Linked DNA regions of Mus musculus: region 1 is linked to region 2. A link is a loop called in an ENCODE intact Hi-C map of the cell type or tissue named here. Cell type or tissue: gastrocnemius. All regions are shown on one strand.

Region 1 (8,000 bases), 240 kb before region 2:
CTTTGTAGACCAGGCTGGCCTCGAAATCAGAAATCCTCCTGCCTCTGCCTCCCGAGTGCTGGGATTAAAGGAGTGCGCCACCACGCCCGGCCTGATAGTTAGAGTTTTTAATACATACTGAATTCAGACACTATAAATTCCCTGTTGGATTATCACCATACGTACATAGGTCCCTCTGCTTGGTACCAAGTGATCCTGACCTTGTGAAAAGTGTGAAATTGCATCTTCTCAGCAATTGTGCTTTCCCTGGCACTTGCTTATCGCTCCATCTTTTGATATTTTGACTGCTGTGTGCACAGACTGATTCCCAGAGACCCTGTGGGACAGCTGTGCAGATAGGTAGCCTCCTTCATCCCATGACACACTCCAGTCCCCTTATCTCCTTCCCGGAACGACTGTTTCCTCTGCACTTATGAAGTTTCCTTGGTCCTATTTGGGAGTTCCCTCCCTTCACTGCCGTCTAATTATGATTACTTAGCAGAAAGCTGTGGCGGTCATACGGTTGCACTTTAATTTTTCAGTCTCTTCCCAGCAATGGTGGTCTGCACTAACTGAAGTCTACTATAGTAGGAGGAGGAAAAGTAGCTATTACTTTTACTTGTATTTAATATAGCTTTTAAGGATTTCTGGGGTTGTCTTGTTTTGTTTTGTTTTTGTATGAAGGTTCGTCCTTAGAACTTGTACTCAAATATAGAAAGATGCAAATTTTAAATTGAGATATACTTTATATACTATATAACCTACCTTAAAGTTCCATATAGCCTACCTTTAAAACATATATTTTGTGGATTTTAGTATTTTTACAAAGTTGTCTGTGTATCAACATTTTCTGATTCCAGAATATTTCCAATGCTAAAATGTAATAGCAGACTGTTAACAGCCACTCCCCATTCCTATTCACTTCTAGCTTAACAACCATGACCTACTTTTTGTCTGTATGGATTTGACTGCTCTGGAAACTTGACATGAACAATCAGATGTGAGCTTTTTCTACCATCTTCATTTAGCATACTTTTCCCAAGGTTTGCTCACACTGCAGTGTTACTCAGGACTTGGTTTCCTTTTACCCCTAAGTATAATTTAATTACATGAACACGTCACAGTTACGTATGCTCCCTTCTCCCATCAAGCCCCCCCCCCCAAAAAAAAAAAACCAAACCCTGAGTGTCAGAGAGATTGCTCAGCAGTTAAGCCTTCACACTCTCCTTCCAGAGGATGCGACATCAGCTCTCAGGATCACAATTGCGTGTAACTCCAGCTCCAGATGTCCTGACACACCTTATGGACTCTGCAGCCTCGGCACCCATGAGCACCTACCCCCAACAAACATACATGTACAGAATTAAAAAGAAAAACAAAATATTTAAAACTATTAGTTGAAAAAACTTGGAACCTGTATAAAATGTCCGACCCTGTGATTCAGTGTGTAGAAGTGGCCGGCAGTGCTTATAACTGAAGAACACTTATCACTGAGAGCACATGTCACCCACCATGCACATTATAGGGAGGAGCCATGTCATTTTTTAAAAATACTTTTATCCTTTGAGAATCTCATATACTGTGAGTATATTCACCCCTCCCCTAATTCCTCCTGCATTGACTTCCTTCCACAGTAGCCCAGCTGTGTGTCCTAGTTAAAGAAACACCTCATCAAGTATAATTTGTGCCTCCTTTGTACTCTTGGATAGGTGGCCCCTCACTGGATCAGGGTAAATCTATCAGGAGCCACATGCTTAAAGAAAACTAACCCACCCACTCCAAGCCATTAGTTACTAGTTACCAGTAGCCACTCAGTTTGGAGTGGCTCTTGGCGCCTAGCTCCCTCCATGCTAGGGTTTTGTCTGCCCTGAGCTTTGCAAGTCCTGTGTATGCTGTTACCACTGCTGTGAGTTTATATGTGCAACTATGGTTCATATGCACAGCTGCCCTGTTGTGTCTAGAAACATTGCTTCATTGTAGTCATCCATTGCCTGGCTCTCTCAACCTTTCTGCCACCTCCACTAAAGGAATCCATGGCCCCTGGGGGAGGGAGGGAGACGGAGACAGATATATGCAGGTTTCCAATTTAAGGCTGAGCACAGCACAGCACAGCACAGCACAGCACCGCACAGCACAGTCTCATTCTCTGCCCCATGACTGGTTATGGGTCTCTGTTAATCTCTGTCTACTGCAAAAAGCAGCTTCTCTGATGAGGCTCGAGAGACGCACTACTATGGGTAAACAACGCACCAAGAGTCAGTTAAGCAGAGTACTAGGTTCTCACCTAAGGCCAATGACCTCTCTCTAGCTACAAAACTGTGGCCTTGATTATAGTGCCAAGTGTGATAATAACTGCATTTCAGAAGCATCATGGCCAGTCAGTATAGCCTCCTCGTCGTGAAGGTATCAGTATGAATATGTTCACAGAAAGAATACCCAAACTACATAATTCTGGATTAATCCAGCTCCAAACTTAGGTATGTTTAGGTTCCAAAATTTCTGTAAAATAGCAAGTGGCATCCCTGAGTATTTTATTAAAATTTTTATTAAAATTTTAATTTAATGTAAATATTTTAAAGCACATCTAACCAGATACAACCCAAATCAACTAATTCTCGATATAGTATCCACTGACTGTTTTAGTTCCAACAATTCGGTATTCTTCTGCTCTACTCTTGAAGAGAAACGGTGAGGAACTCTGTGTGTTTGGGACGGTTGAGATCCCAGATGTGCACCAGGAGATGGCTGAGGACTCAAACTTTAATTATGTTCCTTGCTAGTTGTAATAGCTAATGGTAACCATGAAATTATTGGACACAGGGAAATGGCCGGGGAAGGCACCTCCAGCTCACTTAAACAAGGGTCAGTTTGTTAATGTGTGTGTTTGTAAGGACCATGGAAGAGTATCTTTTATATCTATTTATGGCATGTGATTTTTATATATTCACATATGATGCAGCAAAATGGTTAAACTGAGCAGACTGGCATATTCCTCCCCTACATTCCTACTTTGTGTGAGCCTGCTGGGCAGTTTCAGGTACAGTGTCCATCACCATGCTGTGTAATAGATTGCCTGGACTCACTCCTGGGCCTTACCTGAAGCTGGGTACTCTTCAACTACTGTTTTCAACCAGTTCATTCTGCCTCTATGAGTCTGACCTTTTCAGTTAACGTATACAGGTTAGGTCAGAAAGTATCAGCCAGGTTCTAAGGAGACCCTGAACGGATTTACCTTGAGTCAGGTGGAGGCTGTTTCCCTGCTTAGGGAGCAGTGGCGTGAGGCCAGGGTGAGTGGGAGGCCCAGGACTGGAAGTGTGCTATATACTGAGATATTGTGGGGAGGATTGTCCTTCAGTCTCTTCCCTCGGCTCTAGCAGGCAGTAGCAGGTGACTTCTGATAGGCAAAATTTCTGGATGGAGAAATGGGTTCATTTAGAATGAATGGACACTCTGAGACCGGGAAGATAGCTGTGCTAAGAGCATGATTGTCCAAGGCAGCAAGACCTTGACTGCAGCTCCCTTCAGACACGTTGATACAATTCTGGCTGTGTACCAGGGTGGCCTTGAAAAAGGCAGCTTTTCCCAGAAAGCCTGCCAGAGAAGTCTGTTATCATCTGCGGTTGAGCTGAAACATCACATATAGGTGGAACTCCTTAGTCAAAAAGCTATAGATAAAATCAGAGTACTCAGTTCATTTATCTAGCTAACAAGAGGAAAATCACTAGTGACTAGTGTATAGATTTCACAAGCAGACACTTCACTGAGCTTGTTCATTGTTGAATACGACAATGACTGCCATGTAAATGGTACAATTGCTGAATGAAGGAACATATTGTACTTATAAAGTGAACAGATGATGAAGGAAAATGTGGATAAAGGATGAAAGGGACTCAGCTGACACTGATAAATGACTTCAGACAAGAGATTAGCATGCCACCTGGTATAGTCCTCAGGGGACATCAAATTGCTGTAGATATAGTGTATAAAATACTTTCACAGGGAAGGATGGGATAGAAGTAGCCAGCTGGAAGTTTCCATTGTTTGTCAGTTCTATGCTACAAGATAGGAAAACCATTGTCTTGTAAGTACAGGCTTCATAGCTATAAATAAAACGTGAGCAAATTGATCAGAAGCATATCTGAAGGATGCTTGTAATGTGACTAAAGTGGCCTTCCTTTCAGAAATGCACTAGTATTACAAGTAAAGATTTTATTGCTATTATTTAATGAACCTGTTTTGGAAAGAGGAACACTACATCTGAAAGCATTCATAAAATTTGGTGTCTTTTTCTGAACACATTTCATTATCATTGCAGCAGGATCCATCTGTCCTTTTAAAGATTTATTTATTATTTATATGAGTACATTGCAGCTGTCTTCAGACACACACCAGAAGAGGGCATCGGATCCCATTAGAGATGACTGTGAGCCACCATGTGGTTGCTGGGAATTGAATTCAGGACCTCTGGAAGAGCAGTCAGTGCTGTTAACTGTTGAGCCATCTCTACAGCCCCCTCTGCCCCCACCCCCCTTTTTTTTTTTTTTTTTTTTTTTTTTTTTTTTTTTTTTGGTTTTTCAAGACAGGGTTTCTCTGTGTAGCCCTGGCTGTGCTGAAACTCACTCTGTAGACCAGGCTGCTCTCGAACTCAGAAATCTGCCTGCCTCTGCCTCCTGAGTGCTGGGATTAAAGGCGTGTGCCACCACTGCCTGACTTTTTCTGAACATTTTAATCTCTTGTAATAAAATTAGAAAAAATGAGTACTTCCTCAAGATCCATGTTATTTTCTGCCCTTGTGTATGTCACTAACTTAACAGAGACAGCTGACTCATTCCCAGGTCAACTCACTCTTCAGAAATTTCCTGCTTTACCAATTTACACAAACTTGTTAGAGATTTGTCATAAAAATTATAGAGGTTGCTATGCTGGTCTATTCTTTCTACATTTCTGGCCAAGACTGCTTAAGGAGTATTGGCAAATCCCTGACATGTGTTCTCATTGTTTATCTTCTGATCTGTGTACACATATATGCGTTTTATATGCATGTGTAAAAGGAACAAGTTAGGTGTTATTTTAATTACTCCTGTGTATAATCATTTGAAGTTCCTTGTGCTAAGGACAAAACAATAAACTACTTGCTGGTATCTGAACATGAGGCCTTTTGATTTGCTAGTAAATCAGCAGAGAGCACTAGACAAGAGTGCAGCTACTCATCACTACACACTCACTGAACAGAGAAGCATATTAATAGATGGGCACTTAAAGATCCCCAGACCTTTCCCAATATAGTTGATTACAAAATAAGTTCTACATGGTCGAGTCCAAAAACGACAGCATTACACCTGAGTCTTCACAGAGGAATTAGTGCTGTGGACGAAGTCACTGTGCCTCCGCACAGCCGCACAGCTTCTTCACAAAGTTGCTTTGGACGGAGGCTAGTGTAACTGAAGCTGCGTTGTAAAGCTGTGCTGTGGTATGGAAACTGTGATCTCTGATGGCTTTAGTTCTGTCTAGTCTTCTCTTCATTCTGTCTGTTTTTTCTTTCAAATGTTTCTTTCTTAGGGTATTTCACTGGAAGACTTTGACAAGCTATCTTTCAATATGATTTTAATGAGCCCTCCATGCCAGCCATTCACAAGGTATGTGTAATAAGTGTTTTTCTCTTTGGGAAGAGTATATGGGCTGAAAATACAGCTAAGTAAATTCTTGCCCAGCATGCGTTGAGGCCCTGGGTTTAAATTATGACACATATCTCACCCTCACCAAAAGGGAGATAAAAAGAGGAAAGAAAGGAGAAGGGAAAATCAAAGAACTTTAAAAGCTTAAGCTGCACTTTTTGTTTTTACAATTTTTTTATTAGATATTTTCTTCATTTACATTTCAAATGCTATCCCCAAAGCTCCCTATCCCCTCCCCCCACCCTGCTCCCCAACCCACCTACTCCTGCTTCCTGGCCCTGGCATTCCCTTGTACTGGGGCATAGAATCTTCCCAAGACCAAGGGCCTCTTCTCCCATTGATGGTTGACTAGGCCATCTTCTGCACTTTCAAAGCTTTAAAATGCTCTGTAAATATATCCCTTCATTTTAGATATTGATAATTCATCATCGAGCATAGGAATCCGCAGTTACAGTCAGAATAGCAAAATAATTTGATCAACAGTAAATACGTAATGCTATGTTATAGGTATATCTAAGGTACATTTATTTTCTTTCAGATTATGTTACTCACTTTAAATTTTTCACCTCTTGAATTCATAGCTAATTCTGATCAGTGAAACAGAATTCCCTTAAGAAATATTTTATATGTAAGTAATTTGTGAAAAATTTTAGCATACATTTACAATTTGTGTATTTCTCAAAATTAATATTATAATTCAGATTTTTCATAGTCACATTATAATTTCTCATTTCAAATTTAATATTTTTAACAAGAACTGTGTCTTAAATTAAACCTAGATCATTTTCACTATTTAATAGTATAAATTATTTTAAGAGGCTATAGTAATAGGGTCTTATTGTTATTATTATTTTGAAAGTGAGAAACTGAGGCATAGATAGGTTAACTTTCTCATGACTGTACAGTTAAACAATGTCAGAGCCATTATTTATTAATCATTTATATACTTTGTATTAATATGACTAACTGGAGTGTTATATGATAAATATTTTGATTCAAGAAAATATTCTTGTGTTACTTTTTAACATCTTTGAACTTCAGGAAGCTTATCTTTTTGAGGGTTTATTGTGCTTGTATGCCATGCAATGTGTTTGATGCTGTCATTGCTAATGTTCAGAGTTTACAGTTGAAAGGGATGACTCATAAATTAGTATTATATAAATTGTGACATTTGGTACTGTAAGAACTCTGGGAGTACCATGAGAACATAGAGGATAAAATGGCGTGCATCATGCCCAGAAAGGGAAGTTCTTCCAGAGGCATGATTAGAGCTGTGTCTGAACAGAGAGTAGGAGTTTTATCAGCGATGACAGATGGCATTCCATATGAGGGTGGGTTTGAGCATATGGGAGGGTGTGGCCTAGTGTGTATAAAATAGAATGCAGCCCGAGTATATATACTGTTTCAGTGGGCTCAGCATCTTCACTGTAAGCCTAGTTCCAGCTGTTGATGTGATGCCAGGCACTAACTGACTGGAGTTGTTATCTGAACTCTGAGTGGAAAGGGACAGAATATAAAAACTGATTTCTGAGGAATCAGTTTAAATCCAGTTTACTCCCCAGCTAATAAGCCTCAGACTCACTGGTAGATTTCGCCTTGGTGTCAGATATGGGGAAAGTGACAGCAGTGTTACCTAGCTTAGGAGCATGAAGCTACTAAGCATTAAGTTTAAAAACCTGATCCTCTGTTCCTGTTGTTCAGACCCAATCTAAGGGTTCCTTCCTACTTGAACCTTGACCACACTGTGAACCTTTGTACGACTTGTTTGCTAGCCCAGTGCCTCCTGTTTACATGTGCTGGCCCTAGCTGCAATTCCTGCTTGTAAAGTAAAACCCTGAGATCAAGGGTCTGTTTACACCCGACAGGATTATCTGGGCATTTCCCATTGCTTAGTGTGCTTGCATGGTGCTTATCACCGTTGTCATCTGCTCCAGATTGCTGCCCACCCAATCAGCTACTTTCCTGTCTTTTCTTTCTTATGGTGACGATCAACTAATTTAAATTCTCTTAACTGGCTAAGTCTTTTTGATATCATTACATACAATTTTTTATAAACTCTTGTGATTTCTTTGCTTTTTTAGAATTGGCCTACAGGGGGATATGACCGATCCAAGGACAACTAGCTTCTTGTATATTCTAGATATTCTCCCAAGGTAAACAGTAGATTCTTGTACACTTACCTTAGGTTTGCAGTTGAGGGTATGAAGAATGTAGTGTTTGTCATTTTGTAGACATTAGTGGTTATCACATGCACCTTTTTTTTTTTTTTACCACAACTAATAAAAATAACATGAAATGTTTCGCAGTTTCATGCTTGCCTCCATAGTGAGTGACAGAACTGTCAGT
Region 2 (8,000 bases):
CAAGTCTGTGGGAGAAAATGGAACCTCTCCTCTTTAAAATCCTTCCACAGTAATGTGAAGGTCGTTTTGTTCTTCTGCACAATGATGTATCTTTCGTTTGACAGGACCACAGCAAGGGTGTGGTGGGTACCTGACTGAGGACAGCAAGAGCTTTGTGTCTCCTGATCATGACTCAGATGGACTTTATGACAAAGGTCTAAACTGCATATGGTACATAATTGCCCCTGAAAACAAACTTGTTAAGCTCACCTTCAATGCATTTACTCTGGAGGAACCATCGTCGCCAGGAAAATGCACCTTTGATTACGTGCAGGTAAGACTGCTACACCTTAACAGTCTACTCTAACGAATGGGATTTTAGCTTACTATCTACAAGCCTTGAAAATGAGAACACTATTGCTTACAGTGGCTTCAATATATATTGTAGTTGCTAGCCTCCTGTTCAAGTTCATCTCTGATATCATCATTCAAACATCTCAAGTGACTTCTAACATTAGCTTCAAGATTCAGTTCTGTCTTGCTAAGTGCCTTGTTATGAAGCGATCCATGGGAAGATTAGTCGGACAGAGTGAGGTTGTCAGAGGACTTTCACAATTCCTAATGTAAATGGTATCTGAAGTGCAAAAATACACTGTAATTGGTCTGTCCCTTTTATTTACGTAGATAGCATCCAAAGCTTCCTAAAAATTCCAAAGAAACATTTTTTTAAGACAGTGTGAAGCTAGACGGCCAAACTCCCATCGACGTCTAGGAAGGGTGCCAAGGACAGGATGCACCGGGAGGACCAAAGATGAAGGGACGAAAATGGATGACTGAGAAAAGCTTGTGACATCCAGGAACAGTGTGGTGCATGGAAGTCAGGGGAAGATGCCTTTCCAAATGATGTGTGGGTAGCCAGTGGTGTTAAGCTGTAGGTCACAGACAAAGAAAAGCTGAGATGAAGAAAGCCATTCCATTGGGTGACAACCATCTTAATAAGACATGGGGCTAGAAGCCAGCCATTGTGAGGGAGTTCATGAGGGGCTAGAGGTGACAAAATGTGGGACAAAAGTGTTAATTCAAGTTCAGTCCTTCTCTAAAATGAGACCAAGTAGCCAGAACTACTTAAGAGGTTATTTAAAACCAGCTTCTCTGGGTTCCTGAAAAGTAGTAAGATTTGAAGGCAGATAGTAAGTAGTCCCACAGCCAGAAAGCACAGAGGGATCAGTTCTGACACTCAGCTCATATTTTCCTTTTTATTCAGTCTAGAGTCCCAAATCATGAATTGGTACTGCCCACATTTAGGGTGGGTTCTTTCAAATTCAGTTAACCCAATCTCGGCACTTTCTCACAGGCATGCCCAGAAGTTGGTCCCTTGGTGATTCTAGATCATGTTGAGGTGATATCAGTATTTACTACCCCCCTTTTAAATTGTTAAATGTTGTGGTAAAATGACATTCTATAGAAGCTAATGACACAGCTCTATAAGTAGTGTGTAAGACAGATTATACCAGTTCCATTGCTGAGTTATGCCTACTCCCTTCACTGCTGTCTTTGAGAGTGTTTACTAGGGGACCAAGGGGGGACATCTGCTGTAGATTAATGAACTGTGGCTGATCAATGACTGTTGAAACCATCGTCACATCTGTCCTATGGAGTTGTTTGGTAGCCATGGTACATAATATGGGAGATGTGGCAGTGAACGTTCCCCAAGGAGATGTAATTCATTGGGATTGGGGGGGGGGGGAGACTGGCCTGTAAACAGATACATTATACAACATGAAAACAGAAGTTAGATACCCTTGACGTAGAAAAGGAGATCAGAACAGAGTATGTCGGGCTTCTTAGATGTGAGCATGCCATGGCACTTAACAGCATCATGAAAGCTCACACATATTGTTGCCTCCATAAAATGGAGAACAGTATCAACAAGGCATATCCACAAGAAAGACATGACCAAAAATAAGGGGAAAGGACAGTGCTGTGTACTACCTAATCTCCAACTCTTGGTTAGTTCAGTCATCCTTGTGTTGAGCAACAGTAAGGTGGTTGAGGGCATCAAAAGTGTGGTCCTCCTGCTTCCTCTACCTGGAAACATGACACTGGTGGAAGTTTCCCAAGGTTTCTTCCTCAACTTGGTGCTCTTGGTTTTGGCAGATATATTTTAAAGTTTCCAGTCCCATCTGAAGAGAAAATTCCCTGTACTTACTATCCTATGGGATTCAGAAATGTGACTTCTAAACACTAAATGCTTCAAATTATTGTTGTAAGGCCAATTATAAACTCCTGAACATCAAACTTGCATAAAAACATTCCCTAGAGCTTTCTGGGAGCCCTTGTAATAACTCACTGGGCTTAACCCTTCTGCATATTATCAGGCACTGGGGAAGGGTGTGTGCCTCTTTAGGGACAACATCAGCAGACCCTAGGTGCATTGGTTAGGAGATAGCACTGCCACTAAGCATTCATGTACTTAGTTATTCATTAAATAAGTGTGAATTTCAGTCTACCTCATTATAGATATTAGCTCAAACATTTAAAAATGCATAAAGAGTAAATAATTATTACTGTGATACTTTGAATCTTACATGACCCACCAAAGCACAGCCGTTAAGAAGACATGGTTGGTAGCATGGGAGTCAGTTAGGAAGGTAGGTTACTGAGGACACTGCCGTTTGAAAGATACCTGAGTCCCAACCACTCTTTTCTATCTGCATCAGTGCTTCTGTGAAGTATATAACCCCCACCCCCTGTGTGTCCTTCTGTCATGACCTTAACACAGTCCTAGAACAACAAAGCTCTATAACTGTGTTGCTATAGAGATTAGTCGTGCAAAGACTGAGTCCTAGAGACAAAGTATATCTTGAGTTGACTATTATAGGCATTTTGTCACAGTGACACCAAGAAACAAGGCTTCTAGAAGGCAAGGTGTGCCTGAGTTAGTGTTCAGACACTAACTCACCACAGACATGCAGTCCCTGCTCCAGTGTTGTTCAGGGTCTACCCACAGCAAGAGATTTGGTGTTGGCAAGGAACAGAACAGAGAAATAATTTCAGGTTTGATCATACAGGAGGCTAGTAGTCATGCAGTTTGTAACTATATATTCCAATCAGTTACGCTAACTCTTACTTTAATGTGGTTGGATGAATATAGTACCAGCACAGGGCCACCTTCTACCCAGCCCTAGCTTGTCCTTGTCCTGCCCCTCACATCTACCAGTCTCTAACTGACGTTGGTCTTGTAAAGTAAGACCCAGGCTCCTCGGCATGAACTGGGTGGTCTTCCCCGACTCTCTCTCTCTTTTATAGTATGAATCTCCTTGATATTATTTGACAGAATTACCTTTTCTTTTCTTTGGTTTCTTTTTTATATTTTTCCATGCATATTTGTAGATATATCTGTAAACAGCAACACACACACAGACACACACACACACACACACACGCACATGCGCGCACATACGTTTATATTTAGCTCTTTCTTCTCACTATTTTATGAGCACCTTGAAGGTACATAAATGCTCTTATGTCTCTCCATATACACACTACCCAACACAAGCCAGGTACATGATACAAGTGAAAGCTTGTATAGACCACAGTGGTTGTAATGAAACCTCACTTAGCAGAAAAAGTATGTTGTCTTTAACTTGGCAACTCTTCTCTATAAAGTGAGGGTGTTTGACTACAGAACTTCACTTTTCTGTGCTCCTCGTGAATTCATATAGAAGAGACAGCACCATCTAGTGGTCAGTTTTGTTTCATTTTTTAATTTTGAAATTTATCATGTTCATTTTATAACATCAGTGGCCACACTACTCTGAGATTTCTGATCTAATGTGGTTCTGTTATGAACTCATATTCAGGGCTACAGAAACACAGAAAATCATTATTAAAGTACAATAAAAATTAACAACATAGACATAAAAATGAAAACATACTATATTAATTTATTTATTTATTTATTTATTTTTTAGTAAAGTGTTTGAGGGATATACAAATCCTCACTATTTCTTTGGGTGTTTGTAAAAATCTGTGAAAGCCATCAGTAGTTCTGGATGCTAGAGACACTTCTGAGCATAACTCCGTTTCTCTTCCTGTGAAACTCACACTTGTGCAGAGGGGGCGCCCAATCAAAGTAAATAAGCATTACATTGATTGAGTTTCATCACAGTAAAATAAAACAAGATGGTATTGGAGGAGGGCCCCACTGTGTGGGATTAGACTCTCAGGGGAGGTGACATTTGAGTAAAAGGTCTATGACTAGGGATTATCAGTCCTTCAAGAAAGACTATGTCTCCAAGGGAGGAGACTGTCAGAGGCAGCAAGCACTGGGAAGGGAGAGAAGCAACAGCATTGACCAGGGCTTGCAAGTTCTGCATTGGGTACAAGGTATAGTTTTGTAGGAAGAATAGACACATACTCTAGGTCATCAAACACCTGGGCACTACGGTGCAGAACTCTGTGAGTGCTCTGTGCAATTGATCTGTGAGCCATGTTCTGAAGAAACTGTGTCACATGGCATTGATACAATATATTTCGAAAGTGGAACAAAGTGGGGATGCTTATCATGGGAATGGGAGAGTTGAGTATGACTGGAATTTAGACTTGAGCTGTTTATTGAGATAGAGTAGACTCAGGGAGAATATTTTAGGGAAGGGTGATGCTGTGGTGTGTACATATCACTCAAGTACCTGTGGTAGAAATGTAAACCTTATATCCATATGCTAAAGGTATGGGGGGCTTTGAGGTATAACTGGGGTTAGATGAAGTCATGAGAGTGGGGTTCCTATCATGGGGTGAATAGTATCACCCCAGGAGAGGAAGAGATTGCCGAGCTGGCATGCTCCTGATGATCTTCTTAGGATGCTCATATGTTAGAAGGCAAGAAGGCCCTCATCAAAGTCTGCCCCTTGAATTCTGAATGTTCCTCAATCCTCAGAAATATCACAATTAACTTACTTGTGTATAAATGACATGGTCTATGGTACTCTGGTACAGCAACATAAAACAAACCAAGGCATGTGGGTCATAGGGAAGGGTCAAAGCACTTACCAAGAAGCGAGTAAGCATGGTTTATGCATTACACACTCTTAAGGTCTGGGGCGATATGGCGGAACAGAATAAAATTCTGTGCTTCTGTGGAATGTTGTATTCATTTTAGAAGGAAAGGCAATAGAATTGGCAAGTTAAATGTGTAACATGTTGACAGTAATACTTGTCCTGAGGAAAGGAGTCAGGGGATGTGGGCAGTGTTCACTTTAGGGAAGGCATTGCTGGTGGATGATAGAGGAAGAGAGACCTCAACAGACTCCATGAATACCAGCAAGGGTGGTCTGGGCAAAGGAAGGCAGATGCAATAGCTGGGAAGCTAGACTGAGCTGGGGATGTTCAAGAATCTCAATCAAGCAGAGCAGACCCCTGAGGTCTGTGTGGGAGGAAAAGCCATTCCATTAGGTCTGGATCACTGTTGTAATGGATGTAGCCTTTGTGTTAAGAGGGTAGGAAGCAGTTAGGCAGCTCCTGGTCTGACTTTATCTTTTTTTTTTTTTTTCCATTTTTTATTAGGTATTTAACTCATTTACATTTCCAATGCTATACCAAAAGTCCCCCATATCCACCCACCCCCACTCCCCTGCCCACCCACTCCCCCTTTTTGGCCCTGGAATTCCCCTGTACTGGGGCATATAAAGTTTGCAAGTCCAATGGGCCTCTCTTTCCAGTGATGGCCGACTAGGCCATCTTCTGATACATATGCAGCTAGAGTCAAGAGCTCCGGGGTACTGGTTAGCTCATAATGTTGTTCCACCTATAGGGTTGCAGATCCCTTTAGCTCCTTGGCTACTTTCTCTAGCTCCTCCATTGGGAGCCCTATGATCCATCCATTAGCTGACTGTGAGCATCCACTTCTGTGTTTGCTGGGCCCCGGCATAGTCTCACAAGAGACAGCTACATCTGCGTCCTTTCAATAAAATCTTGCTAGTGTATGCAATGGTGTCAGCGTTTGGATGCTGATTATGGGGTGGATCCCTGGCTATGGCAGTCTCTACATGGTCCATCCTTTCATCTCAGCTCCAAACTCCGTCTCTGTAACTCCTTCCATGGGTGTTTTGTTCCCAAATCTAAGGAGGGGCATAGTGTCCACACTTCAGTCTTCATTCTCCTTGAGTTTCATGTGTTTAGCAAATTATATCTTATATCTTGGGTATCCTAGGTTTGGGGCTAATATCCACTTATCAGTGAATACATATTGTGTGAGTTTCTTTGTGAATGTGTTACCTCACTCAGGATGATGCCCTCCAGGTCCATCCATTTGGCTAGGAATTTCATAAATTCATTCTTTTTAATAGCTGAGTAGTACTCCATTGTGTAGATGTACCACATTTTCTGTATCCATTCCTCTGTTGCTGACTTTATCTTAATAGCAACCTGTTAGAGGTGGGAAGGTTGGTTCTAGCCAGGAAGCTTTAAAAAAAAAAAAACCAAAACAACAACAACAACAAAAAAAAACCGTGGTGATAATTCAGGCAGCAGAGAGAATAGCAATGGGTTTAATGACTTTGAGGCCAGGGGGCTTTTGTTGTTGTTGTTGTTTATTTCAATTATATATTACTTTTCCTAACAGAAAAATATATGATGGGCATCACTGAAAGTCATTATAGCATTATCAATATAAATTAAGACTGCCTATAAGAACACCCACATATAGATCCGTAATCCATGGTCTGTCTATCACCATAGATATATGGTGAACTCATAGGTAAGTTAGTGCAAAATAGCAATTCCCTTATTAATAATTAACTACTATAAACTACTTTTTCTTCCAGATAGCAGATGGTGCAAGCATAAACTCATATTTAGGCGGAAGATTTTGTGGTTCCAGTAGGCCTGCCCCTTTTATTTCTTCTGGCAACTTTCTTACAGTTCAATTTGTCTCTGACATAAGTATTCAAATGAGAGGATTTAATGCAACATATACCTTTGTGGACAGTAAGTATTCTGACAGATTATGAAATACATATGTCCTTATGCACAGACAAGAATGCATGCATATTACATGTAAATTAATTACAGTTTTAGCGGATTATTAAACACAAGAGCTAGATTGCCTGCCCTCAGTTTCCCTTTCTTTGACAACGTCTCACTAAGTTGCCAGGCTGGCCTTGAATTTTATCCTTCAGCCTCAAGCTTGCATGAAGGTAGGATTGCAGCCCTGTGTCACCACGACATTTACTAAATCCTTAAAAGAATATTAACATGTTTCCTAGGCCAGAGAAAGATGTTAAAGACAGTATGTATAATTAGAGATGATTAAAACATCTACATTATTTTCTTTCTCCCTCTTCAGTGCCTTGTGGGGGAACATATAATGCAACTTCGATGCCTCAAAACACATCATCACCTCAGTTGTCAAACATCAGACGGCCATTTTCCACCTGTACTTGGGTCATTGAAGCTCCCCCACACCAGCAGGTCCAGATAACTGTGTGGAAACTGCAGCTGCCCTCACAAGACTGCTCAAGGAGCTCCTTAGAACTTCAGGATTCAGAACAGGTAAAGATGCCAGGATGGTGGCCGTCGTATTTGCAGACACTGCAAGTAATGAAGCCATGCCTAAATAAAGTCCTGTTACTTCTAGAATTGTTTTTTCAGTAGGAGACAAAACCTCCCTTGCTGACATACTAACCCATTTAAATGTAGTCCTGTCGCAAGATGCTTTCAAACAGTCCTATAGCTAAGAATCATCTGGGGGTCTTGTTAAAAATGCACATTCCTGAAAATGTCAAACTTTGTGGAGCTCTTTCATTTACTATTGTGCATTTAATGGGTATGTAATGTGTCACAATGGACACATGCCATATGAGCATAGAGATATTGATAGGAGAACAACCATCTGTCTCCCAGCATGAATAGAATATATGTAGTAGCCCCAACTTTATGTAGACTGTCTGAATGTGATAAAACTTTGAAATTAATTGGTTTAACAACTTTATTTGGGACTTCCACAAACTCACACTGCAAAG

The links. Peaks named below come from ENCODE experiments on the same cell type or tissue, not always from the same donor. Only the 100,000 strongest peaks of a DNase experiment are listed, where the experiment ranks them.
Region 1: it touches region 2 in a loop (2.7-fold over the local background); 12 of 42 quality-filtered maps call a loop at or near these places.

Annotation. Positions count from the first base shown.
Region 1 is chr2:13,523,233-13,531,232 of GRCm38, reverse strand. It overlaps Trdmt1 (tRNA aspartic acid methyltransferase 1), which reads left to right. Exons shown (of 11, transcript NM_010067.4): 3 at 5,539-5,615; 4 at 7,736-7,807. Among named protein-coding and RNA genes, the nearest start is that of Trdmt1, 17 kb to the left of the region's middle. In gastrocnemius, no CTCF peak of the experiment used is centred here; DNase peaks (open chromatin) are centred at 3,286 and 3,514.
Region 2 is chr2:13,286,511-13,294,510 of GRCm38, reverse strand. It overlaps Cubn (cubilin (intrinsic factor-cobalamin receptor)), which reads left to right. Exons shown (of 67, transcript NM_001081084.2): 60 at 105-313; 61 at 6,804-6,966; 62 at 7,325-7,530. The region is part of intron 2 of Gm13270 (a long non-coding RNA gene); the gene reads right to left. Among named protein-coding and RNA genes, the nearest start is that of Gm13270, 19 kb to the right of the region's middle. In gastrocnemius, a CTCF peak has its summit at 3,731 (motif pointing left); no DNase peak of the experiment used is centred here.